Linked DNA regions of Homo sapiens: regions 2, 3, 4 and 5 are each linked to region 1. The links are chromatin contacts, found by Hi-C or POLR2A ChIA-PET in ENCODE. All regions are on one chromosome and are shown on one strand. The core of a region is the stretch at or near the end of the contact, and the rest is flanking DNA. Distances in the headings are between cores, read along the strand shown.

The links. A loop is a pair of places that touch in the nucleus more often than their neighbours do. ChIA-PET counts read pairs that join two places held with the same protein, here RNA polymerase II (POLR2A). Pooled maps may share reads with other maps.
Region 2: a loop to region 1 is called in a map of vagina, with 11 times the contacts of the local background. The contact joins two enhancer-like sites. A Hi-C loop is called at or near these places in 2 of 168 maps with a recorded cell type or tissue (ascending aorta and vagina) and 6 of 50 pooled maps.
Region 3: a map of sigmoid colon shows a loop between it and region 1 (8-fold over the local background). The contact joins two enhancer-like sites. A Hi-C loop is called at or near these places in 3 of 168 maps with a recorded cell type or tissue (endothelial cell of umbilical vein, prostate gland and sigmoid colon) and 7 of 50 pooled maps.
Region 4: a loop to region 1 is called in a map of ascending aorta, with 5 times the contacts of the local background. The contact joins two enhancer-like sites. A Hi-C loop is called at or near these places in 1 of 168 maps with a recorded cell type or tissue (ascending aorta) and 6 of 50 pooled maps. POLR2A ChIA-PET finds 5 or more read pairs at or near these places in 2 of 52 experiments (MCF 10A and RWPE1).
Region 5: a map of transverse colon shows a loop between it and region 1 (12-fold over the local background). The contact joins the promoter of ZNF608 here to the enhancer-like site in region 1. A Hi-C loop is called at or near these places in 16 of 168 maps with a recorded cell type or tissue (Calu3, IMR-90, MCF 10A and 12 more) and 19 of 50 pooled maps. POLR2A ChIA-PET finds 5 or more read pairs at or near these places in 6 of 52 experiments (A549, AG04450, MCF 10A and 3 more).

What each region holds. Positions count from the first base shown.
Region 1 is chr5:125,483,406-125,486,307 of GRCh38, reverse strand. The region is part of intron 8 of LOC124901056 (a long non-coding RNA gene); the gene reads left to right. Among named protein-coding and RNA genes, the nearest start is that of LINC02240, 8.4 kb to the left of the region's middle. Within about 2 kb of position 1,592, at least 26 of the 41 ENCODE cell types and tissues checked have a DNase peak (open chromatin) inside an H3K27ac peak, as active enhancers do; they include IMR-90, PC-3, Panc1 and 7 more, where a contact is called at or near this core.
Region 2 is chr5:124,518,075-124,520,966 of GRCh38, reverse strand. No RefSeq gene overlaps it. Among named protein-coding and RNA genes, the nearest start is that of LINC01170, 81 kb to the right of the region's middle. Within about 2 kb of position 1,376, at least 4 of the 41 ENCODE cell types and tissues checked have a DNase peak (open chromatin) inside an H3K27ac peak, as active enhancers do.
Region 3 is chr5:124,931,744-124,934,786 of GRCh38, reverse strand. No RefSeq gene overlaps it. Among named protein-coding and RNA genes, the nearest start is that of ZNF608, 190 kb to the right of the region's middle. Within about 2 kb of position 1,691, at least 5 of the 41 ENCODE cell types and tissues checked have a DNase peak (open chromatin) inside an H3K27ac peak, as active enhancers do.
Region 4 is chr5:126,000,720-126,003,955 of GRCh38, reverse strand. The region is part of intron 2 of LOC124901056 (a long non-coding RNA gene); the gene reads left to right. Among named protein-coding and RNA genes, the nearest start is that of LINC02039, 180 kb to the left of the region's middle. Within about 2 kb of position 1,360, at least 14 of the 41 ENCODE cell types and tissues checked have a DNase peak (open chromatin) inside an H3K27ac peak, as active enhancers do; they include ascending aorta, where a contact is called at or near this core.
Region 5 is chr5:124,745,277-124,748,066 of GRCh38, reverse strand. ZNF608 (zinc finger protein 608) reads left to right here and starts at 1,428. Exons shown (of 10, transcript NM_020747.3): 1 at 1,428-1,872. RefSeq lists enhancers at 1-188, 316-495, 189-1,187.

The sequences.
Region 1 (2,902 bases), core at 343-2,842:
AGTAAATAAATTATAAAGATCAGCAATCCTTTCTAATTTATATGCTACTTAAAGGTGTTATAATGCAAAACTTGCTTGTAACATTTCCAGGCATTCCACTCATCTAAATTAAATACAATGCACATATTTGATGGATAGATTTGCTATTTATATTTATATATCAATGACTGCTTCCTTTACAAATGGCTAAACCACCCTCAAGTAAAGCAAACACAGAAAATGCATGATTATTCCACATTTTCAGCGAACCTATGGATGCATTTGATTTTATACACATTGGCAGAGTGCAGCCCTTATGTCTTGGAATAGGAAATTCACAAGCCGCCAAAGAGGAAGAGACAGCTCTCATTTTTTGTCTTTAAATACACTCTGTGTCTTTTCTTTGCGATTCATCCAGGCTTTTGCTTCTTATTTGTATTTTGTTTGTTCCTCTGTGAGTTGGAGGTTTTGTTTTTGTTTTCAATACTAAAGGGATGTCCATAAAAGGTCATATTACCATTGAAAATACTTAAGCTCTGTTTTTCCCCTTTCAGAACAATATATCACTTCATTTGCCTAAATTCACTCAGCTTTTGTGGGTTTTCACATGTGTTACTTGAGAATGTTGGCAGATCTGGAATTTTATGAGGAGAACTGCCCTAGAGGTTGCTTTTTTTCAAATCTTATGGAGAAGTTTCTCTCCACAGCTCTCCAGGCTCAGGTCACAAGCTTTCTTTGCAGCATGTCAGGAGGCAATTAGAGCATTTGTTCAGGCTGGAATGCCCTCTTCTCTCAGAGGCTGCTCTTACTGAATTTGTTGGGCTTTTAATGTAATGTTGAAATCTGTTCCTGCTTGACTCCTACAGCTGGTTTTGATCAGGCTCCTCTAAAGAGGAAGTTTCAATTAGCACAGCTCCAAATGTGCTCGGGAGGTATATTTTATGACTACTCAACTAACAGCACTCTTTGTTCCTAGTGGTGTGTGACTCCTTAACAAACACAGCCATTCGTGTGAGTCACGGAGTGACTTTATAGCAAGGCTAGGCTTTGCCAAAACCAGAAGAATGAGACAGCCAAATTGAATTAGTGGTTGAAACACATTAATTTATGCTAGATAAATGTTATTGTGGTCCCGTGGGCAAGTACTCAGGTCATAGGCTTTATGAACTATTTGCAGCAAGAGGGCTTGGTGGCAGTAAATCAGCTCTAGAGCAGGACTTTGCAGAGGACTTACAGCCACTTACTCTCCTGTTTCCTTAAATTGCCTCTGCCATTTTCCCCTCCTTCCACTGAGATAGCTCACCATTTCGTACACAGTTTGTGATATTTAACATATAAGCAGTTGGATTAATGATTTGTGTAGGCTTCGCTTGACTCTGGTTGAGATGTGGCCATCTATTATGCCTGTGGCCCTCGCCACAGGCAGCTGTGTGTTTATCATTCCAGACTACAGATCTCAGTGGGTACAGAGCTCTGGCTCAGCACCAGCTTTCGGAGTCCGTGCAGCTGTGCCGTAAATGGAAACCTTGATGCCTCAAACACAGCACACACAACCAAGTCCTGACAAGGCTGTTTCTCTTCTGGGAAGGAATTAGATCCACTTAAGGCTGGATTATTTCTAGAGTAAGAAAAGTAGAAATAAGTGTTTTCTGGCTGCAAATTGTGGCAAGTGAGAGATGATGCCAAGAAAGAATTATGCATAAATGATAGTGTTTAAACTTGTTTTTATGTGTTTAAATGTGTATCTGCCAAAAATCTGACAAGGCCTTCCTGTTGGCATTTTTTCAGAGAGAGACCACTCACACACCAAGCATTTTCTTAATAAAGAAATAATTGTAAATCACTAGCGTCTAGGCAGGTGATAACCAGTTGACCTTAAACATGATCTCTTGCAAAACCCGGGGAAAACAACGGGCTGGGTAAAGAGTGATGAATCACTGCCTCCCTCCCTCCAAACCACCAAAAATGCCAGAGCATCAGTCAAGTCCCTGGAAATTTAGTGCCATGAATAAGGGGCTAAGCTTCAGACTTACTTCTAGGTTTAAACACTCATGGAACCCTTCTTGGCTTGGCAATCTTGAGCAAATGGCTACTCTCTGTCTGTGTCCTCACATATGAAATGGAGATAGTGGTAATATCTACTTTTGCAGGGCTCTTTTTAAGATTAAAGAAGTTCATGAACGTAAGCCATTAACAAAGGGAATGAGGAACAAGGTTAGCCCTCAACAAACAATAGCTTGCGTTAATTATTGGTATTGCTGTTGTTACTGCTGTGGATCCAAAAGAAGGCCTTCTTTACCTTTTATTTTAATTCCCCAGTGGCTAGTGGAAGGAGCTGCTGGTGCAGTAGAGGTTACCTTTTCCTGGTATAATCTCTCCTTGTAGATGGAAGAATACCCAAGAGCCACTCACCATATTCTGTTCAGCCCGTTGACCTTGACCTGCCTAACCCTTTAGGCTTACACTGCTCTGATGTTTGCTTTTTATGTTTGAAGACAGCTGCTATGACATTTATCATAAATATTTAGCATACAGCAGAAAGGCTTGACACATGTCAGGTTCTCATCACATTTCTCCTGAATTCAATTTTGTGTTAATGAATGCCTATGTATGTGCTTAAAGCTCTATGTTTAGACTTTGGGATAAAACTTCCCCCAAATTCAGCACAATTTCCTAAGATTAGATAAATGATATCTTTTCCAGATTTAGAAAAAAAATGCTGTGTACCCTTTAATCCTGGAAAAACAAAAAGGAAAATAAATACAATCTAGCCTCGGGCCCTTTAAGTTTTCTGAATTAGTTGAATCCTACGTATGTTGCTCCAGCTCAGTTCTCAACTAAAACCCATTAAACTGTTCGGATTTAATGTATCTGTTGCTATGCATTCATTACCTGGTTACTTGGTTGATTTAAATTTTTAAAA
Region 2 (2,892 bases), core at 127-2,626, 970 kb after region 1:
ATGTGGGCTATATACCATTTTTTTTCTGGCTGTTATCTTTTTTTAATTTTCTGCGATCTAACTCTTTTTTTTTTTTTTGAGGCGGAGTGTCGCTCTTTCGCCTAGGCCAGAGTGCAGTGGTGCTATCTCGGCTGACTGCAAGCTCCGCTACCCAAGTTCACGCCATTCTCCTGCCTCAGCCTCCCTAGTTGCTGGAACTACAGGCGCCCGCCACCGAGCCCGGCTAATGTTTTGTATTTTTAGTAGAGACGGGGTTTCACAGTGTTAGCCAGGATGGTCTTGATCTCCTGACCTGGTGATCCGTCCGCCTCGGCCCCCCAAAGTGCTGGGATTACAGGCGTGAGCCACCGTGCCCGGCCTCTGTGAAGGATATGAATGTTTACATATCTGTAAGCCACAAAACTCATATTCATTTTCAATTTCTTGTTACTCTCCATGATAGAAAGCAGAATGGGGCTGCTCACAAAACCCAGTGGATGACAGAGGTTTAGGCCTCCTTCATGAAGTTCCATAGGAGTTGTTCCCTGTCCACAGTGAATTGTAGCAGGAAGTAGAGTTGCTCACTGCTAGTCTCCTCTTTCACACACTTCTTAGGGGAGTCTCACACAGTTGTTATACCATCTTCAATCCCTAGGAATGTTCCCCTTCAAAATTACTCCTTCTAATGAGTGAGGTTCTCTAGCAATTACAAGTCTGCTTTCAAATTCTAGTGGCTCAATTGTGTATAAAGAGGAATGGAAATATGCCTGTTATTCTGGTGTCATTATTCATGCTCTTGCTCTATTCATCTTCCTTATAGCCACAGTCATTTTAATCCATCTCTGATACTCACTCACTAGCTTAACCAACCCTCAGACCCAGGTGTGGTCTACCCCTCACACACCACTTGCAGCTGGGGAACTATCTTTCAAACTTGTTTCTCCAAGTTGCTTAGTTCAGGTAACTTTTCCTGTACTCTGTCTTTGCCAAAACATCAGCTTTTAAGGCCTGCTCGTTCTTTTAAGAAGCAACACTAAAAAACAAGTGTTTAGATTAGAAGAAGGTGTACAGGACAGACTTCAGACAGGTGGAAATTTAGAAAATAGATTAAGCCTCTTGGGTGGCATTTTAAAGAATTTGTACTTCTAGAATTCATACTGCATCCAGATCCGGAAGAAGTCAAAATAGCAGGGACGGGGAGGTGATATGACAATGTCAAAAAAGTTACAGGCTGAAATGAAATATGAAAGAGGAAGTTTTACACCTTTTAAGGGGGCACAATCGGTATAGCCATTTAGTTTCTGTGGCTGTGCTATACCACATAGACTGTTAATTGTCATGAATCTGCTTTTCCTCTGAGGGTCTATTTATATCCTGTTGGAGAGCCAGTGGCACTGAGTCATGGCAATGTGCAGAGCTAGAATTAAGCAAGCTGGTGATTACTTATGCCTGTACAAGCAAGGGGCCAGTCCTTTGGGCAAAATTTCAGGAGCATTCCCTTCCATCTGCTGATAAAAAAGCCTTTTCTATGTTGGGCTATTGCAGTTAAAGCAACTCCTTTGGAGAAGACAAAGTGGTATAGTAAAAAAGGACTGAACATAGATCAGTTCTGGTTATGAATCTTGATTTATTCCTTAATACTGCATTGACCTTGGTCAAGTCAATTACTATCTGGGAACCTTAAATTTACCACCACTGAGTTAGAAATATTTATTTATTTTTCTTTTCTTTTTTTTTTTATTTTGGAGACAGGGTTTCACTCTTTTACCCAGGCTGGAGTACAGTGGTGCAATCCTAGCCCACTGCAATCTCAAACTCCTGGGCTCAAGTGATCCACTCCCCTCAGCCTCCCAAGTAGCTAGAACTACAGGCGCAAGCCACCATGCCTGTTTAATTTTTGAATTTTTTGTAGAAACAAGATCTCTCTATGTGATCAAGCTGGTCTCAAACTCCTGGCCTCAAGTGATCCTCCTGCCTCGGCCTCCCAAAGTGTTGGGATTACAGATGTGAGCTGCCATGCCTAGCTGGAAATATGGAGTTACAGATGTGAGCTTCCATGCCCAGCTGGAAATATTTATATTTTTATATCTTGTGCCCTTCTGGGATCAATGAGAGGATGAAATGGGATAGCATATTTGTTGACACTATAGAAACAATAACATGCTTTAGGCAGCTCAATGGTCAAACCAGGCAAGCTCTGTTAAGAAGAAATATATTCTGCTTACAGTAGCAAACTATCTAATTATCAGCCACAATCTCTAAGTTCATTAGGAATCTTTTAGTTGTGAGGGACACAAATGGTCTCCAGTGTCGTTAAGCAAATAGGTGAAATTTCACAAAGTTCTTGGGGGCTTCAGAATTGATAGGAGATTGAAGAACTAGAATTGGGAAAGTGGACAGAAGCCAGGAGAGTCAACAATCAGGGAGTAGTGCCGTCATGTTTTAGCAGAAGCAGCCTGACCAGAATGTCACTACCACCAGTACTATAGGACAGGACTTCTGCTACTGAAGGGACAACCTCTCCATCTGCAGCCTCCTCCTCAATTAATGAGGATATTCCTTCCTATCACATCTCCTGCTGTAGGTGAATCCAAGCAGTTCTCGTGCTTTGGCATTACAATGCTAGGATTCAAAGCCCTAGACAAGAGCATCTTCTAGGCCAGCTCTGGGTCATATATGCATAAGGTGACTACCCCTGTTTCTGGGGAGGGAGGATCTGGTGCCTTCAGCTTCCCCCAAAGGATTCAGGGAACTGCTACCATCAAGTCTATACACACTGGGGAGTTACAAATGTTTAGCTGACATTTATTATTTAGAACTTAGCTGATTCCTATATCAAAGGAAAATGGGAAAAATAAATAAGCTTTGATGTGAATTCAGGATAGTGAATTTTCAACTAAACACTAATGGGGG
Region 3 (3,043 bases), core at 442-2,941, 550 kb after region 1:
TATCACATACATTCAATGTAATTTATATAACTGTTTTCCTAATTTGGGGCATTAAGGCTGCTTGTGGGTTTTAATATAACAAATAGTGCTAGGATAAATATCTTTACACATATATCTTTGTCCACATTTCTGATTATTTCCTTAGGATAGACTCTCAAAGTAGAGTTACTGAGTAAAAGATTTGTTTGTGCTGAGCACAGTGGCTCAACGACTGTAATCCCAGCATGCTGGGAGGCCAAGGTGGGCGGATCAATTGAGGCCAGAAGTTTGAGACCAGCATGGCCAAGATGGTGAAACCCTGTCTCTACTAAAAATACAAAAATTAGCCGGGCATGGTGGCACGTGCCTGTAATCCCCGCTACTTGGGAGGCTGACGCAGGAGAATCACTTGAACCCAGGAGGTGGAGGGTGCAGTGAGCCAAGATAGCGCCACTGCACTCCAGCCTGGGCAACAAAGCAAGACTCCATCTCAAAAAGAAAAAAAAAGAAAGAAAATAAATTTGTGCACCTCCTGAAGCCTGGTGCCAAATTTATTTATAGAAATATAAATTTACCTTCCTGCTAAGCATGTGTGAGACGCCTCTAACTTAACACTCACCAGTCAAAATTAAATTGTTAACTTTAAAAATTTAGAAGTTTGGGCCAGGCGCAGTGACTCACATCTGTAATCCCAGCACTTTGGGAGGCCGAGGCAGGCGGTCACAAGGTAAGGAGATCGAGACCATCCTGGCTAACACGGTGAAACCCCATCTCTACTAAAAATACAAAAAATTAGCCGGGTGTGGTGGCAGGCACCTGTAGTCCCAGCTACTCGGGAGGCTGAGGCAGGAGAATGGCCTGAACCCAGGAGGTGGAGCTTGCAGTGAGCTGAGATCGTGCCACTGCACTCCAGCCTGGGCGACAGAGCGAGACGCCATCTAATAAAAAAAAAAAAAAAATTTAGAAGTTTGATAGGTCCTTCAAATGTATTTGTTTTAATGTGCATTCAACTACTTGTAAGACTGTATTTTTTCATGTCCATTGGTTATTCCTATTTATTCTGTCTTAGTACTTGTTCTAAGTATTTATTGGAATCTTAAGTGTTTAGCTTTAACTATTTGTTAAATATATCATATAAAGTTCATGTACTATAGATTTTTCCTAAAGAGTGATGCTATGATGTAAGGGTGTTAATCCTTTATGAAGTTAGTTAGGAAGTTAACCCTTCATATTATTTTTAATAGCTTTTGTTTCAAATTGTTGAGTTTTGAGAATTTTACTTTTTGTGGAAAAAAATTTTTTGGGATATTTTTGTTCATGATTGTGTGACAGACATTGAGGTGACCTGCTCAGATTGCCTTTCCAGAAAGAACTCCTGTCCAGTGAGTAGGAGTGTGTTTAGCTGATGGCCTCTAGTTATCAGTTCCTTCAGGTTTTGCCTCAGCTTTTGAGCTGAGGGCACATTATTTTGGGGGTGGTCCTCAACCAATGACTGAGCCAGGCAGTTGTTTAAGGGCCTACCCATCTTCACCAAACACAGGACCCCTCTAACGGGCATTTTTAATATTTTTTTACCCAGCACTGGAGCTTGAATGCAATTGCTCCAATAAAAATGTCATGATCATTTGCCCAGTTCCTGAACCTGAGCAATTCCAGACCTGGAATCTATTAACCAAAGAAGTGGCTGGGTTCCCAGGGGGAAAACCCTGCCAACACTGAGACAAATATACAGAGCACTGACACTCCAAGTTCTTCTCTAAAGGCATTTATGGCCATTTATTCAAGTGAATACATAATATGGTAAGAATGACCAGACCCTTTAAGGGGTATTAGATAAAGAGTCCAAGTGGTCACTGAAACTCGGGGACATGGAATGTCATCATGGCCTCTCTTCTTAGAGTGGGGTCACATAGGAATCAAGAAATAATGAGGCCAGGCACAGTGACTCATGCCTGTAAACCTAGCACTTCGGGAAACGGAAGTGGGAAGATTGCTTGAGCCTAAAAGTTTGAGACCAGCCTGGGCAACACATTTCTTTAAAAAAAAAAAAAAAAACATCAGCTAGGCATGGTGGCACGTGCCTGTAGTCCCAGCTACTTGGGAGGCTGAGGTGGGAGGATCACTTGAGCTGGAAAGGTCGAGGCTGCAGTAAGCAGTGATCACACCACTGCATTCCAGCCTGGGTGACAGAGACCCTATTTAAAAAAAAGAAACAAGAATGAAGAAATTTCAAGGCCTAGAGTAATAATAATATGTCCTCTAGGTTCACAAACCCTCCTGGTGGTCAGTTCCCTAGTCCCTGAATGTATAATTAGATTTAACACACTTGAAAATTAGAAAACCATCTATATTGAGACATTGGCTTATAGGAGTAATAGTTATCAGAGTGTGGAAAGCCAAATTGGAGGCTATGAAATAATCCACCACCACTCTCCAGTCAGCATAGCAAATCAAAAACATTACTGCATCCCAGGTAAGAAAATGAGGAGCACCAAAGACTAGTGCTTTTGTTTTGTTTTGTTTTTTGTTTTTTGCAATGCAGTTTCACTCTTTTTGCCCAGGCTGGAGTGCAATGGCACAATCTCGGCTCACTGTAACACCTGCCTCGCGGGCTCAAGAGATTCTCCTGCCTCAGCTTCCCGAGTAGCTGGAATTACAGGTGCCCACTAATTTTTGTATTTTTAATAGAGACGGGGTTTCACCATGTTGACCAGGCTGGTCTTGAACTTCTGACCTCAGGTGATCTGCCCACCTCGGCCTCCCAAACTGCCGGGATTACAGGTGTGAGCCACTGCGCCCAGCCCTTAGTGTCATTTTTAAAGGACTAAAGGGTCCAGGGATGGTGGTACCTAGCATATCTCTATTTAATTCACCAGTCCAGTTCCTGCAGAAAGTAAATTGGTTTTGGAGAATGACTGAGACTTCAGTAAGATCAACCAAGCTGTTGCCCAGTCACAACTGCTGTACCATGTGTGGTATCATTGTTAAAGGATATTAATATAGCCTCTTGTGTGGTATATGGCCGCTGATATAGACAATGCATTACTTTCTTTTTTTTTTTTTT
Region 4 (3,236 bases), core at 111-2,610, 520 kb before region 1:
AAACCTGTAGGATGGATTCTAAATATTATAACCATAATTTAAATATGCAATGGAATTTGAAACTTCTCAAGTTGTCTGTGTGACCTCAGGGTATGACATGAAGTATCATCTGTTCCAAAGATGACAGGGACCTCACTGAGAAAGGAACTTAAAAGTTCTATCAAATTGGTTATAGTACAGGTTTTGGGGGAGGAGGAGGGAGAGGGGGATAGCAGACGTAGATTTAGAGTATGGGAATTGGACAATTAAAATGGAAAGAAGGTTCAAATATGTTGAGAAGCAAGTCAGTACATGTGCAAAAACAGAAAACACCATGCACATGTAGATTTAGAAGAATTGCTAATACCCGCAGTGTTCCAATGAGGCATAAACGCAAACCATGGCGTGCCCTGCAGGGTCTCTCTGTGTGTTCATTACTTTTAATACCATTCTGTGCAAGCCTCAGAGGAACACAGCCAACTCCCACATCTTGGGGTTAGCATAATCTTGCTGTGGCTGGCACTCAGCCTGTGCTTGACTAAGTCTGCTGATGTTTCTGAGAGGAGAAAAAAAATGGAAAGCATTTGGTTTGGTTGTACAGATTGCTTTCTTTTATAAAGTGGGGGTGGGCTGGTTGAAGTGGTGGCAATGTATGTTTTCAACTGGGCTAAGTCTTGAAAATTACAAAATACAACAAAATGAAATTAATTCTTTTTGTTAATCATCAGGATTTATTGCTGTCCTTTTGGGGGGTGAGAACTTGATGTGGAAACACTGATCATACAAAAGAATTACAATAAAGTTATGACATCTCTCCCATCTTTTCCAGAGCTTTTTTCTGTTCCCTATCATTGCCTGGATAGTGGTTATTCAAATGCTAGTTAATTAAATTTTGGTAAGGACCAATGCAACCAGATTTATCTTAGTCTCTTCATCTTCTGTTCCTAATTTACCCTTTAAGGAACTCTGATTGCAAATCCCATAGAAGAAAAATCAGAGGGTGATGAGAGGAAGGAACAGAGATTGTGCTGAGTTTTATCAACTAGGAAATAAAGTGAAAATGAATTTTCAAAGTGCTGGAAAGGGGCAGAGACACACAGGCTTATCCCCTGTGCTTGAGCATGATAGTTTCACTATAGTCCCTACTTTGTTCATGTGTTCAAGGTATGTTTTTTTCTCTCTCTCCCTCCCCTTTCCAGAGGTCTAAGGCTCTCAAATTGAGAGAAGCTCAAAATATCACATTGTTGGGAAAGAGCTGACTCTGGCTTTCTTCAGGGAATTTAGAGGCCCAGTGACTTAGAGCAAATCACATGGCTGGTGATTGGCTTTGTCTCTGTTTTTATAAGTGATTAAAAAGAAAACCACTTCAATAATCCTCAGACCTCTGCTCTCGCCTGGGATCTCTTCCAACCAGGCCTGCTCAGCAGAACCCCTGGGAGGAGGAAAGCACACGAGCTCTCAGCCAAAAAATTAGAAAAAGCAACAAAGACATTGGAACCGGAAACTTCAGTGTGGGCCAGAATTCAAGGGCAATACCTTTTTCCCTCCTGGTTTGAGACTCACATTCAGTACTCCCATTTCATCTTTAGTTCCTCCTCTCTCAGCTTTCAGGGCCTTCACGAAACCTTGGAGCGTGATTTGATAAACATTTGCTTTGAACACAGAGACAGTGTGGCTCTGAGTTGCCAGTGGACAATGGAGTGACAATAATAACAATGAGATGATTTAAATCGCGTATGATTCTAAAGACAAGTAATGTGTTACTGGGGACAGAAGACTTTGCTCTATCCTGGGGGGGTACTCTTAAATGAAGGAATTTCAGAACAGATTTCCCAAATGAATGCATTTCTTAGTCCCTAAACAAACCATTAACAAAACTTAAATTTATTTAGTATTCTTTAGATTGACCTGTATTAGTTTTCATTCTAACATCCATATGTAGGTTTTCGAAATCTAAATCTAAGTGAGGAAGGCCCTGTGTTCCAGGTCCTGAAGTCTGAATGCCTGTGTTAGAAACCTAGCTCCTCTATCTATTTGCTAAATGATCTTCAGTGAACATATGACCTTTCTGGCTCCTCATTCCTCATTTATAAAATGGAGTAATAATAAGGAATCTGCCCCCTGGGGGTGCTTGAAGAAGTAAAGGAAATAATGTGTATAAGATATTTTACACAGTACCTGCAACATAGGGAGTATTTAAGAAAAATGACTATGTTACCTTTAGAACAGGAAAGTTGCTTTTATGCTTTTCTGTATTCCTATATTATGTAGCGTTTTAAAAAGGGAATAATGAATAAAGGATAGTAGTTCTGGAAGATAGTCATTTAGTCATTTTCTCTAACTCTTTTTTCACCTTACAGGCAGATGATCAAATTACTGAGTCTTTTTGTTACAAAGTGGTATTGGCAGAATATTTCCTTTAGAATATTGTAGTGTGGTTTCCCCTTCTAAAATTACTAAAATGCCAGGAAATTATCCATTCTGGAGTCATAGTGGGTTTAGTGTGCTTGAGACCTTGAGTATTTTCTTGTGTTTATGGTCATATAAATGCAGACACACAGAAAACAAGGTTATATAAAGTAACATTTGTACCTTGAATCATATTCATTTAATGTTTTATATTGCTAAAAAATACATTGTATTGCTATTTTTGTTTCACCCAGAAATATCTGGATGAAAGAAAATCCAGAAGGAATTATGATTTCTGCACATGACTTGTTTTTTTATTTTATGCTATTAGCTATTTAATACTGCAAGTATTTGTACAATGGTCAAAACATTAGAAATAATTAGTCTGAATGTGTTTAAACCTCAACAGAAAACACTTGTGTTCTAACAGATCTAAATATTTAATGAGATTTTGAAAACCACAATTACAGCTTTTTATAGAAAAGGAACTTTACCTCTGAGACCTGGAAAAAGACTGTTTATTATATAAAGAAAGGGACTTTTTATATTTTTAATATATAATTTAATAAGAATTCTACCATTCCAATCTTAAAATCTACAGTTTGAGAAGAAAAACAGAAAAGTCATGTCAGAAAAATATTTTAGAAGGGTAGCACCTATTTATTTTTTAGGAAAATGTCCAAAGTATACAGAAGGCAGAAATCTAACTCAGGCTGTTTTAGTTTATTGAATTTTCTGTTCCTTGGAAATCATAGCACAATTCTCTAGAGACACCTATAAGGATGTATTACATCATAAAGTACACCAAGGATACTAACCCATGTTATTAAACTGTCAACATACATTAT
Region 5 (2,790 bases), core at 179-2,678, 740 kb after region 1:
AATGGTTATAATTACCATTCGCCATCTCCTTAAAAAAGCAAGCAACAAAAATACCATTAAGAGAAAAAATAAAAGCCCCACCCAACCCAAACAAACCCACAAATAGTAACAATGGTGTATTTATTACAGGACCAGGCTGGGGAGCAAGCAAAAGGTTTTTCTTTGTTTAATACATGAAGTGGGGGTCCCTAAAATCCAAGTAGCTCGGAGATACCCTTCTCCCTCCCCCAGGCGTCCCCGTCCCTGGCCCCTTGGGAAAGCCGACAAATTGGAGATAAGTTGAGGAAAGGTTTATAAAGTGTTTCTTTAAAACATCTGCTTTGCTCTTGTGCTCATTACATTTCGCTCCTTCCGAACTTCGGAGATCCTAGATCTCCGAGAAATGTTTCACATTCATAACTTGTAGCTTCGCCCACTGCGGGGGGGCGGGGGGAGGAGGTTGGGGGAGTGTGTGCAGGGGGAGGGGAGAGACTTTCAGCTTTTTTTTTTTTAAAGACCAGATCAGTATTTTCTTGATACGCTTGTCACCATTTTTGTTCTCACGACAACCAATTGAGCCCTTGATCCTCACGTGATGTGAAAGGCTTGCACTGTAACAAAATCGCTCCTTTTAGATGGTTGGTTGTTACTAACTCGCCCATCCCCCTCTCCCAGCCCCGACATTTCCAGCAAAGCGACTCTCCACTTCCAATCCATCAACAATTCATTACTGCTTTTAGCTTCCAAACGCCAGCTAATTAAAAATACTAAGCCAAGCTCCGGGGCCATCTGACTAAACACAGGAGGGGCTGGGCGAAGGGAGAGGAGAGAAAAAATAAATAAAAGGGAGACACACCGTTTGCTGCGAGTATAAGAGGGAAAAACTCCCGAAAAGGGTCGCCTTAAAAAAAAAAAAAAAGAAAACAAAAACCTTATTTTGACTCTAATTATCGAATTACCACATGACTGGCTGACCTGAGCGACAGAGGATTCCACTCCCCTCGGGAGCTATACTAGGAACTCAGTTCCTTTTTCTTAAAACAACATAAGACAGGAAAACATCACATCCTTTAGGTTTCGAAGACTGAGCCCATTTTAAACGCCGTTATTTTCCCCACCCCACCGCCCCAAGCCCCCCGCCCCCCGCCCCGAGCGAATGCTGTTATAACTGGTTTATCAGCTCACTGAATCATCTGCTGTCTCCTCCTCCACACCTTTCTTTTTCTCCTCTTGCCCAGTTTCTCATCCCACCCTTTCTTCTCCTCCTCCTCCCTCTACTCCCCCCCTCCTTTTCTCTTAAGTTAGTTCAAGAAATCAAATCTGTCAGGACGGGCGGAAAAATGCCACTTCCCGACTAACAGGCGGAATCCAGCCCAGATTTTCAGTCCTTTCTTCTTATTCTTTCTTCCCTTTCACTAATTTATCCCGATGTTAGCACATTCTGTCTCGTTACTAGCGGACGCCTGTAGGTTTGCTACATGGGATCATTACTGATCACGGTGACTCTGAAGTCTGGAACTGAAGGCGGAATGAGAAGTTGGGAAAACTTTTTTCTCTAAACTCTCTGTTTTTTAAAAAACTATTATTCTCGATGCTTGTTAAGAGGAAAAAAAAACCTTTGGTGCTTCTGTTGTGAATGTGAAACATTATTTTCCAGCTGTACAGTGACACATTTTTTTTAAGGAGAAAAGGACTGATTCGTTTGCCAAAAGGGGGGTGGGGAGGTGGAATAATGTTATCGAGTGATTATTCTGGCTGAGATGTGTTATTTGGTTTCTTCCTTCTTGATCATTTGGTGTTTAAGTAAAATGAGGCACAGGCTTGTTTGCCGAGTGGAGTGGGAAAGGCATTTTGATTTGCTGGCCTAATTAAAAAATGATAAAGGATTAAAAGGTAAGCAATGTCTGTGTGTGTGTATGTGTGTGTGTATGTATATTTATTTATTTTTTTCTTGACAATCAACTGTTAAAAAGGGGCTGATCCCTTTAAAAACCGTTTTAACTGCTCTTTGTCAAACACACTCATTTGCGGTCATTGAGGCCACCTTGGCGCAGATCACTTAAAGTGTATGTCTTAATCAGTTTTCTGTACAGTCAGTAGCACCGTATTTAAGAGAGTGAGCAATTCTCTGACCTAGGAATATGGTAGAATTGTTTAAATGTATTTTTTTCTCAAAAGGCAGGTATTTAACTTTTTATATAACACTGTCTTTTCTAGAGAGAAATGCTCTTAAAAGACATGCATATTTCAAAAAAGAAATTGTAGAAGCTGTTTGGGAAAAGAGGATAGGAGGGAGGTATGTGTGTGTGTTGGGGGCAGTTATTGGTTGTTTTTTCTGTTCCTTACTAGGAACAAAAAACAGATTGCCCAGACAATTTGTAAAAAGAAGTACTGAAACCTAAATTAGAAATAAGGAAAATTTAGCAACATTCTATTCTGAAAACTAGCCTCAGAACTTCCAGGGTCTGGTCTTCTAAATTGCAAGATCTAGGACATGTTTAGGGATGTTTAAAGCTGTGTTCTTCCTTCTTGTCTGAGTGTTCAGGCTGTGTTTCTGGGGTTGAGATATCACATGTGCCAGACTGAAATCCTAAACTTTAAAAAAGAACACAAAAACCTTTCTGGACTTGAATCAGATCCTTAAGATAATTTAATGCTTTTAAAAAGGTGATTATCCTTGTGTTGTTGATAAAGGGATTTTCTTTTTAGCTACCGTAAGATGCTTACTGTCATAGGTTTATTTTTCGGGTTTGGTTATTTTCCTTTAAACCTGATATTGGACTGTGAGGACAATACATGAGCCACCTTACT